Regions from separate parts of the Homo sapiens genome. Here all the other regions are linked to region 3. Evidence: chromatin loops called from intact Hi-C (ENCODE). Cell type or tissue: CD4-positive, alpha-beta T cell. All regions are shown on one strand. Region 1 has its middle 15 kb from the start of LINC02352. Region 2 overlaps KLF13 (KLF transcription factor 13). Region 3 holds the start of LOC105370939 (a long non-coding RNA gene).

Region 1 (2,500 bases), 190 kb after region 3:
AGGGCCAATACCTGAACCTCAGGGCATCAGCTCTGACCCAAGGGTGAGCCCCAGAGGCAGTCAGCTCTTGGGGGCAGCAGGAGGAACCAAGAAAAGAGGCAGGCGTAGCTCATATCCAGCCTTCCAGAAGGTTCCACCGTGTAGGAGGAGTGGCTGAGGGGCCGTACTGTGGTGTCAGCCGCCGTTATTTCTAACAAATTCATGCTTCAGCAACCAAACAGAAAGTGCTCACAGCTCACTGCTGGGTGGATTTTGTTCTTGGTCGGATATGATAACCTGGCACCTAGGGGTTCCAAGAGCATGGGGGAGACAACCAAACCAGCCGCCAGCCTAGAACCTGTGTGTGTGAGGGAGGATCTGGGGCAGGGTGGAGAGGGTGAGAGGACAGCTAAAAGTAGGGGATAGCAGGGGGTGGAGGCGCGCAAGCTGGAGCAGGGACAGAGCAGGCAGGCAGGGGAAGGGGATTGGGCCCAGGAATGCTGTCCTGCCGCCATCCAGAGTCAGACCCATAGTCAGGACCCCTGCACCTCACCACACCCGGTTCCTGGACCCTCGGAGGCTCAACAGCACTGGTCCCAAAAGAGAAGGGGCCTGGGGCAGTCAGAACGTGAGAGAAGTGGCAGTGCTTGGTGCCCAGAAGAGCAGCCAGGTCTGAGGCCCGGGGTCCCGCTGGGTTCTGAAAAGTCCCAGTAATAGGACCCGGGGCAAGTCATCTAATCCCCGCGGCTCAGGGGTCAGGCGGCACAGCCAGCACCTCCTGTATGTGGAAGCCGAGGCCCAGGACAAGCACCCCGTGGAGCCCGACTCGCCAGGGCTGAGCCAGGGCTTCAGGGCCTTCTCCCGCCCTGCAAGCCTACTACTTCGCTGCCTGAAGTCAGCTCCCAGGCTCCTTCTTCCCCAGCAGGCCCTGGAGGGAAGGCTGTCCTGGAGAGGTACTGGCTCCTTCTTTCAACTTGCCGTGCTGACTTGCTGAGATTTGCCAGAAAGTGGCTGACGGTCCCCACCTGCTGGTGACGGCGTGGGTGGATGGGAGGCCCTCCGTGATTCAGGAGCACCAGCCGGCTCCTTGACAAGCTGGGCCATGGCCACCGCTACCTCCTCCTCTTCCTCCTCCTCTTTCTGAGCTCTGGTGGAGTCACTACTCTCTCCTCTTTGAATCTTTTTGATTCACTGATTACAACACACACACACACACACACACACACACATACACACACACTTGCTCTCTCTATCCCTAAAAAAGAAACCAATGGCAATTTCTGCTCAGTGTGCACTGCTGGTCAGTGACCAGCTCCTTACTGGAAAGAAAACTCCAAGAAGCCTGATCCTGTTTTGCTTCTGGGTGTTCCAGGATGAGCTGACACGTGGGAAGAGGTCTCAAGGGCAGGGTGCCCTGGCCCTGAGGACCAGCCACAGCGTGGAGGGGATGAGACTTGCTGCTGCACCCCGTCCTTGGAGTCTCTGCCAGGAAAGTGAGGGGCCATGGGGAGCTAATGATATTCCCTCCACATCGTTTCCCCCCCCAGGACACCCTCCCCACCAGAGGCTCCTTGCAGCCAGTTAGGAAAGTCCATCACAAGTTCAGTAACGTCTCCAGTTCGGGGACTCCTGGGTCCCTGACACAAGGACAAGAAGTTGAAACAAGGGTGTCACAGACACGGGTTTGGAGTCAATGGGTGGGGGATGAGGCTGTGAGAGGTCAAGAAAGGAGGAAGACCAGTGGGAAGACCAAGGTCTCCTGGAAGGCCCTGGCTAGAATTTGAGCTCAGTCCACACTCACAAGGCCACTCCCTCTCCCTCTTCCCTGAGCTCTGCCTCCCTTGCCTGTCTCCATTTTCCACCCCTTGATTTGGCCCCAGGGCTTATTCATGACCTTGACAAAGGGCAGTTTCTAGGGACAGGAGACTTCAGAAGCTCACACAAAGCAGTGGAGAAAAGAAGGACGGGAAGGCAGCAGGGCAGGGCAAGCGAGCAGGAAGGGGTGGAGGAGTGGGCCAACTTGGGAGGATGGCCTGGCTTCCAGAGAGCCTGGGCACCACTGCTGTTTTGTTTGAAACGTTGAAGACTTGGAGCAAGTTTGGAAGTGAGCGGAGGCCAGGCACAGTGGCTCATGCCTGTAATCCCAGCACTCTGGGAGGCCAAGGCAGGTGGATCACCAGAGGTCAGGAGTTCAAGACCAGCCTGTCCAACATAGTGAAACTCCATCTGTACTAAAAATACAAAAAAAAAAAAAAAAAAAAAAAAATTAGCCAGGCATGGAGGCACATGCCTGTAATCCCAGCTACTCGGGAGTCTGAGGCAGGATAATCGCTTGAACCAGGGAAGCAGAAACTTCAGTGAGCCGAGATCGTGCCACTGCACTTCAGCCTGGGTGACAGAGTGAGACTGTCAAAAAAAGAAAGAAAAAAGAAAGAAAGAAAGAAGAAAGAAAGAGGAAGGAAGGAGAGAAAGAAAGAAAGAAAGAAAGAGGAAGGAAGGAGAGAGAGAAAGAAAGAAAGAA
Region 2 (2,500 bases), 51 kb after region 3:
CGCCGGGAGAGCGAGGAAGGCCATGCTCTCCTTAGTCACTCCAAATGTTCACCTCCGACCACAGGAAGCGCCTCTATACAACAAAATACACTCACAGGAAGACGGAAATAAAGCAGGAAAGGGGTGCGAAGGCCCAGCTCAGCAGCCAAGAGGCCAGCCTCAAGAAGGCCTCATGCTTCCCTTTAGGAAACAATCCTCATATTTGCAAACATAGAACTGCTGCCCCAAAAAAGAAAGAAAATAAAGAAAAAAATACATATATCCGCAGATGGCCCAAAGCTCATGAAGGCAATTACTCCTGTAAACAAGAAGTGGAATGCCTGTGGAAACGAGCGAAGCCCAGGCGAGACACAAAAATAGCAAACCTAAGTCCTGAGTGGGATTCTCCGGGCTGCTGATGGCTGAGATGCCGACCGCAGCGATGAGCTCGCCCCACTTGAAGGAGCTGTTATGAAGCGATCCAGTGAGGCAAGTTTTGCTGCAAACAGGATTTCTGTTCTCTACTAAAGAGCTGTCAGTTAAGAAACCTGTCATGGTGCCTGGGTCTCAGGAGGGAAGGCGGGGCACCCAGCAGGGCACTGCGTCCCTGGGAGGGCAGCCGGCATCCTCACCCAAGACTGCCCAGTGTGGGGAGTCTCACCCAGAGAATGCCTGGTCTCCGAAAGTCCTTTCCTTGGGGTGGGGTCACTCGGCAGGACTAGCATGGCCACCTGCAGGCACAATCTCTCCTGTCCCTGTAAGACTGCCCAAGACTACTGACACAGGGTGCAGGGCAACTTTCAAGCCCACCTCAGAGAGGTGGACTTGTCCAGAACTGTTCTGATGACTGGTGACTGAGTCTTTCACCTTGAGGTTGAGGTTTCAGTTCATCTACTTCTGCTAATTAAAGAGTCTAGCCAGGTACAGCCTGTTGGTACCTGAGAGGGGTTGGTTACCTGGTAACACGTGAGGCTCACCTGAGACAGGGTCACCACTCCCTAGTCTGAGCATGCCTGATGTCTAGCAACAGGGTCTCCATAGCAACAACAGGATGCTCACAGAAGCTCACAGGCTGTACCACTTTTCTGCAGCCAGTCTGGGTTTATCCAGGAGGATACAGACGCAGAAGCTGAGGCTGGATGCGCCTGGGGCTGGGATGCCAGGAGCATCACCCCACATGCTGTGTCACAGGGTGACTCTGGGAAGGGGGGCTCAGGTCAGGCTGTGAGGATCCTGGAAAGTGACCCAGCACCTGCTTTAAAACAGTAGTTCTGGGCTGGGTGTGGTGGCTCACACCTGGAGTCCCAGCACTTTGGCAGGCTGAGCTGTGAAGATAGTGTGAGCCCAGGAGTTTGAGGCTGTGGTGAGCCATGATCGCACCACTGCACTCCAGCCTGGGTGACAGACTGAGACCCAGCCTCAAAAAAAAAAAAAAAAAGTTCTGAATTGTCCCAGCCTCAAAAAAAAAAAAAAAGATTCTGAATTGTCTATGTGTCTGTTTCTTTTCAAAAGAGAAGACAGCAAACCTGTCTGTTCATTTAGGTACCCATGAACAATACTGCAGGGGGTGAAATTTTGCTCTTGCAAGTTAATCACCACTTACCCGACACACACACGTACACACACGTGAACACACACGCACACACACCCCTCCTACTGGGTGCCTCACCCACATTCTACCCCTCTGCTCCTAGAGGCAGCATGACCAGACCCACTTCACAGTGAAAACCCAGAGATGGGCTCAGCCTGTCCCACTCTGAGGCCAGGGCTCCTCATCACTACACCACAGTGCCTCTGTTTAGATAACAAAGAACCAACAGACAAGAAGGCCTTTCTCTGATGAAAAATAAAACACTGAGAGCCTCCCAAGGAAGGTCATGCAAATACAACATTTGTGGAGTCAAGCTTCCATGAGGCGATCCAATAAGAGAGACACAGCAATGTCTCGGGGCTCCAGGTCCAGAGCCCAAATTGTCAGGATGAACACAGGGCACAGGGGCGCTGGGTCTCCCGTGAAACTCCCAAGTGTGCTCATGTTTTGGACTCCTTTAACACTTTCCAATACTATTTCAATACCTTTGACTTGAGATTTTTTTCTTTTGTTTTTAAGATAGGATCTCCCCGTGTCGCCCAGGTTTGAGTGTAGTGGCAAGATCGTGGCTCACTGCAGCTGCCACCTCCTGGGCTCAAGTGATCCTCCTGCCTGCAGGCTCCTGAGCAGCTGGTACAGGTGTGTGCACCACCATGCCCAGTGGAGTCTCACTATGTTGCCCAAGCTGGTCTCGAACTTCTGGGCTCAAGCAATTCTCCTGCCTCAGCCTCCCAAAGTGCTGGGATTACAGGCATGAGCTACCATGCCCAGCACGAGTTTTTTCTTAAACACTAAAAAAGTATATTTTCCAGGAAAAAAAATCAAATTCTGCATACATCTTTGAAGGGGGTGATGTTAGCAGGACTGTTTCTGCTTTACAAACAGAGAAAGGATGACAAGAAAGGAACTGAGCACCCAGGTGAGGAGGGA
Region 3 (2,500 bases):
GCCCTGGCTCTGAAACCCCCTGGCGGGTGGGTGCATCCTAGGTCTGAGGGGGACGGGGGGGGGACGGGCCGGGGGTGACGGGGTAGGTACTCTTTAGCCGGGTTTAGGGAAGGCCTCTCATGGGGGAGCAGTGGAGGAGAGGCGTGCAGGGAGTGCGCAGCACACCTCCGTCACCTCCATATCTGGACCGGGAAATGCAAAGGCCGAAGGCCGGGCCCGGCGGCTGCTTACTGAACGCTGCATGCCGCTAGGAGGTCCCAGTAGCCCCAGCAGGGTGGGGGCTGGCGGGAAGGTAGGGGCAGGCCGAGTTCTGGGAGAGACGCAGGTGCCAGGTGGGGTGGGATCTAGAGGCCCCTGGAGCAAGAGGGGAAGCCGCTGTGGGTTCTCCTTGGAAAGGGCTCGCGCGCCCGCCTCCAGGCTTGGAGGCTCTCCCAGGCTGCGGTCGGTCTCCGTCCAGGCGGGTATGGTGGGGCTGGAGCGAGCGGTGCTGCACAGTCGTGGAAAGGGGCTCTGCTTTGCAGGTGGAGCCGGCAGAACTTGCCTCCATGCTCTCCAGGCGTAGCGGACCTGGCTGGAGCCGGACAGTGCACCTAGAGCCGTTTCGGACCGGCTCACGGCAGCCGCCTAGACCTCCCGGAAGCGTCGCGGGCGGGGGCGGGGGCGGGGGCGGGGTGGGGGGCAATCACAGAAATGGGTGTGGGGCCCCAGATGGGGCTCCTGGCCCAGCCCCGAGCTGACCCTTGTCTTGGGCCGGTGCAGGACCCCCATTGTTAAAATACCGCGAGCAGACTCTACTGAATTTCCAAAACGTCACCCAAGTCACTGGCTCCTTCCTCCGAGCTATTTCTAGGGCGGACCCCCAGGACAGGCCTGAGGGGTCAGGGAGGAAGAGCCGAGTCCCGTGGACACCCTGCAGGCCCCTTCAGGGGCGGGACAGTCGCGCGCGTAGAGGACCCAGGATGCGCCGTCAGGGTCCTGAGGAGCGCAGGGGACCCGGGGGAAAAGGACGCGGGTGAGAGCTGGGAGAGCAGGGCGGGGCCACATCAGGAGGGGCGTGGCCTGGGCGGCTCGAGGCTCAGCACCGCCGCCCCGTCCCCGCGACCCGTGACTCGGCGCCCCAGCCCGCGGCCAAAGAGGTGGCGTCTACCCCAGTCTCACTGATAGTCGCTGCCCGCGGTACATGAGCTCACGTGAGGAGAAGAAACTTAGAATGACAGAGTGCAAAGCACAGTGACAATCCTTATCGTTCTCTCCCGGACCACAGCATCATCCTTGTGTCATCTGAGCTCGCCGTGGGCTGGGGGAATCGCAGTGGGCAGAGGGCGCTGCGAAGTGGAGACGACGTACTGCGGCGGCCGCGAGGGCCTGGGGCTGGCCGGGGTCCGAGGGGGATGGAGACCGCGACCCGGGGGTCGGGGGCGAGTGGGCAGCTGGCGGGTCTGGCCGCTCGCTTCGGAGGCAGTGAATGGCCCGGCCGGGCTCGGCGCCCGCCCAGCCGAGGGCTCCCCCGCCTCCGGCCCAGCCGTCCCGGCTGCCCTCCGAACGCGGCAGTCCGCGCAGGAATCCTCTGCCTTCCCGGGGCCTTCACAGATCCTCCCCCGGGCCGGCAGTTCACGAATTCCAGGAACTTACTAGAGCCTGGGAAGCCCGGGAAGCGCCTCCCGCCGGGCTCCGCCTCCCCCAACCCAACTCCGCGGACTCCTCGAGGGCTCCTGACTGCCTGAGGAGCGCAGTAACACCCAGCCCACACAGCCCCACACAGCCCCCCACAGCCCCCCTACAGAGCCCCCACACAGCCCCCCAACAGTGCACCTAGAGCCGTTTCGGACCGGCCCACGGCAGCCGCCTAGACCTCCCGGAAGCGTCGGGGGCGGGGGCGGGGGCGGGGTGGGGGGCAATCCCAGAAATGGGTGTGGGGCCCCAGATGGGGCTCCTGGCCCAGCCCCGAGCTGACCCTTGTCTTGGGCCGGTGCAGGGCCCCCATTGTTAAAATGCGGCGAGCAGACTCCACTGAATTTCCAAAACGTGGAGTTTTGGAAATTTGGAGCACAGCCCCCCAACAGAGATCCCCCCTCCACAGCCCTACAGCCCCACAAACCCAGCCCCCACAGACCCCACACCCAGGTCCCCGCACTCAGCCCCGCACAGCCCCACAACCCCGACACCCACAGCCCCACACAGCCTACACAGTTCCACACCCAGCCCCCTTCAGCCCCCCACAGCCCAACACCCAGCACCCACCCCCACAGCCTCCTCAGCCCTATACCCAGCCCCCCCACAGGACCACAGAGCACCCCCAGAGGCCCACACAACCCCCTCAGCCCTACAGAGTTCCCCAGAGACCCTCACAGCCCCCTCAGCCCCACACAGCCCCCCCACACTCCCCCACATTATCCACCCCCGCCATAGTCCCCACAGCCCTCCACCCCATAGAGAAGCCCCATGCAGTTGAGAATGTACATCCTTTCCTGACTCAACAGCCTAGTAAGGGTCAGGACAA

The links. Hi-C counts contacts between places; a loop is a spot of excess contacts. Peaks named below come from ENCODE experiments on the same cell type or tissue, not always from the same donor. Only the 100,000 strongest peaks of a DNase experiment are listed, where the experiment ranks them.
Region 1: it touches region 3 in a loop (2.9-fold over the local background); 30 of 110 quality-filtered maps call a loop at or near these places.
Region 2: it touches region 3 in a loop (8-fold over the local background); 24 of 110 quality-filtered maps call a loop at or near these places.

The regions. Positions count from the first base shown.
Region 1 is chr15:31,199,356-31,201,855 of GRCh38, reverse strand. No RefSeq gene overlaps it. Among named protein-coding and RNA genes, the nearest start is that of LINC02352, 15 kb to the left of the region's middle. In CD4-positive, alpha-beta T cell, a CTCF peak has its summit at 1,024 (motif pointing left); a DNase peak (open chromatin) is centred at 1,005.
Region 2 is chr15:31,340,455-31,342,954 of GRCh38, reverse strand. All of the region lies in intron 1 of KLF13 (KLF transcription factor 13), which reads right to left. Among named protein-coding and RNA genes, the nearest start is that of KLF13, 15 kb to the right of the region's middle. RefSeq lists enhancers at 1-254, 255-1,066. In CD4-positive, alpha-beta T cell, no CTCF peak of the experiment used is centred here; DNase peaks (open chromatin) are centred at 994, 1,324 and 2,144; H3K4me3 peaks cover 404 bases; H3K27ac peaks cover 1,980 bases.
Region 3 is chr15:31,390,987-31,393,486 of GRCh38, reverse strand. It overlaps LOC105370939 (a long non-coding RNA gene), which reads right to left and starts at 603. Exons shown (of 2, transcript XR_001751466.2): 1 at 1-603. It also overlaps a transcript of KLF13 not described here. RefSeq lists a silencer at 941-990. In CD4-positive, alpha-beta T cell, no CTCF peak of the experiment used is centred here; DNase peaks (open chromatin) are centred at 374 and 1,116; H3K4me3 peaks cover 1,799 bases; H3K27ac peaks cover 642 bases.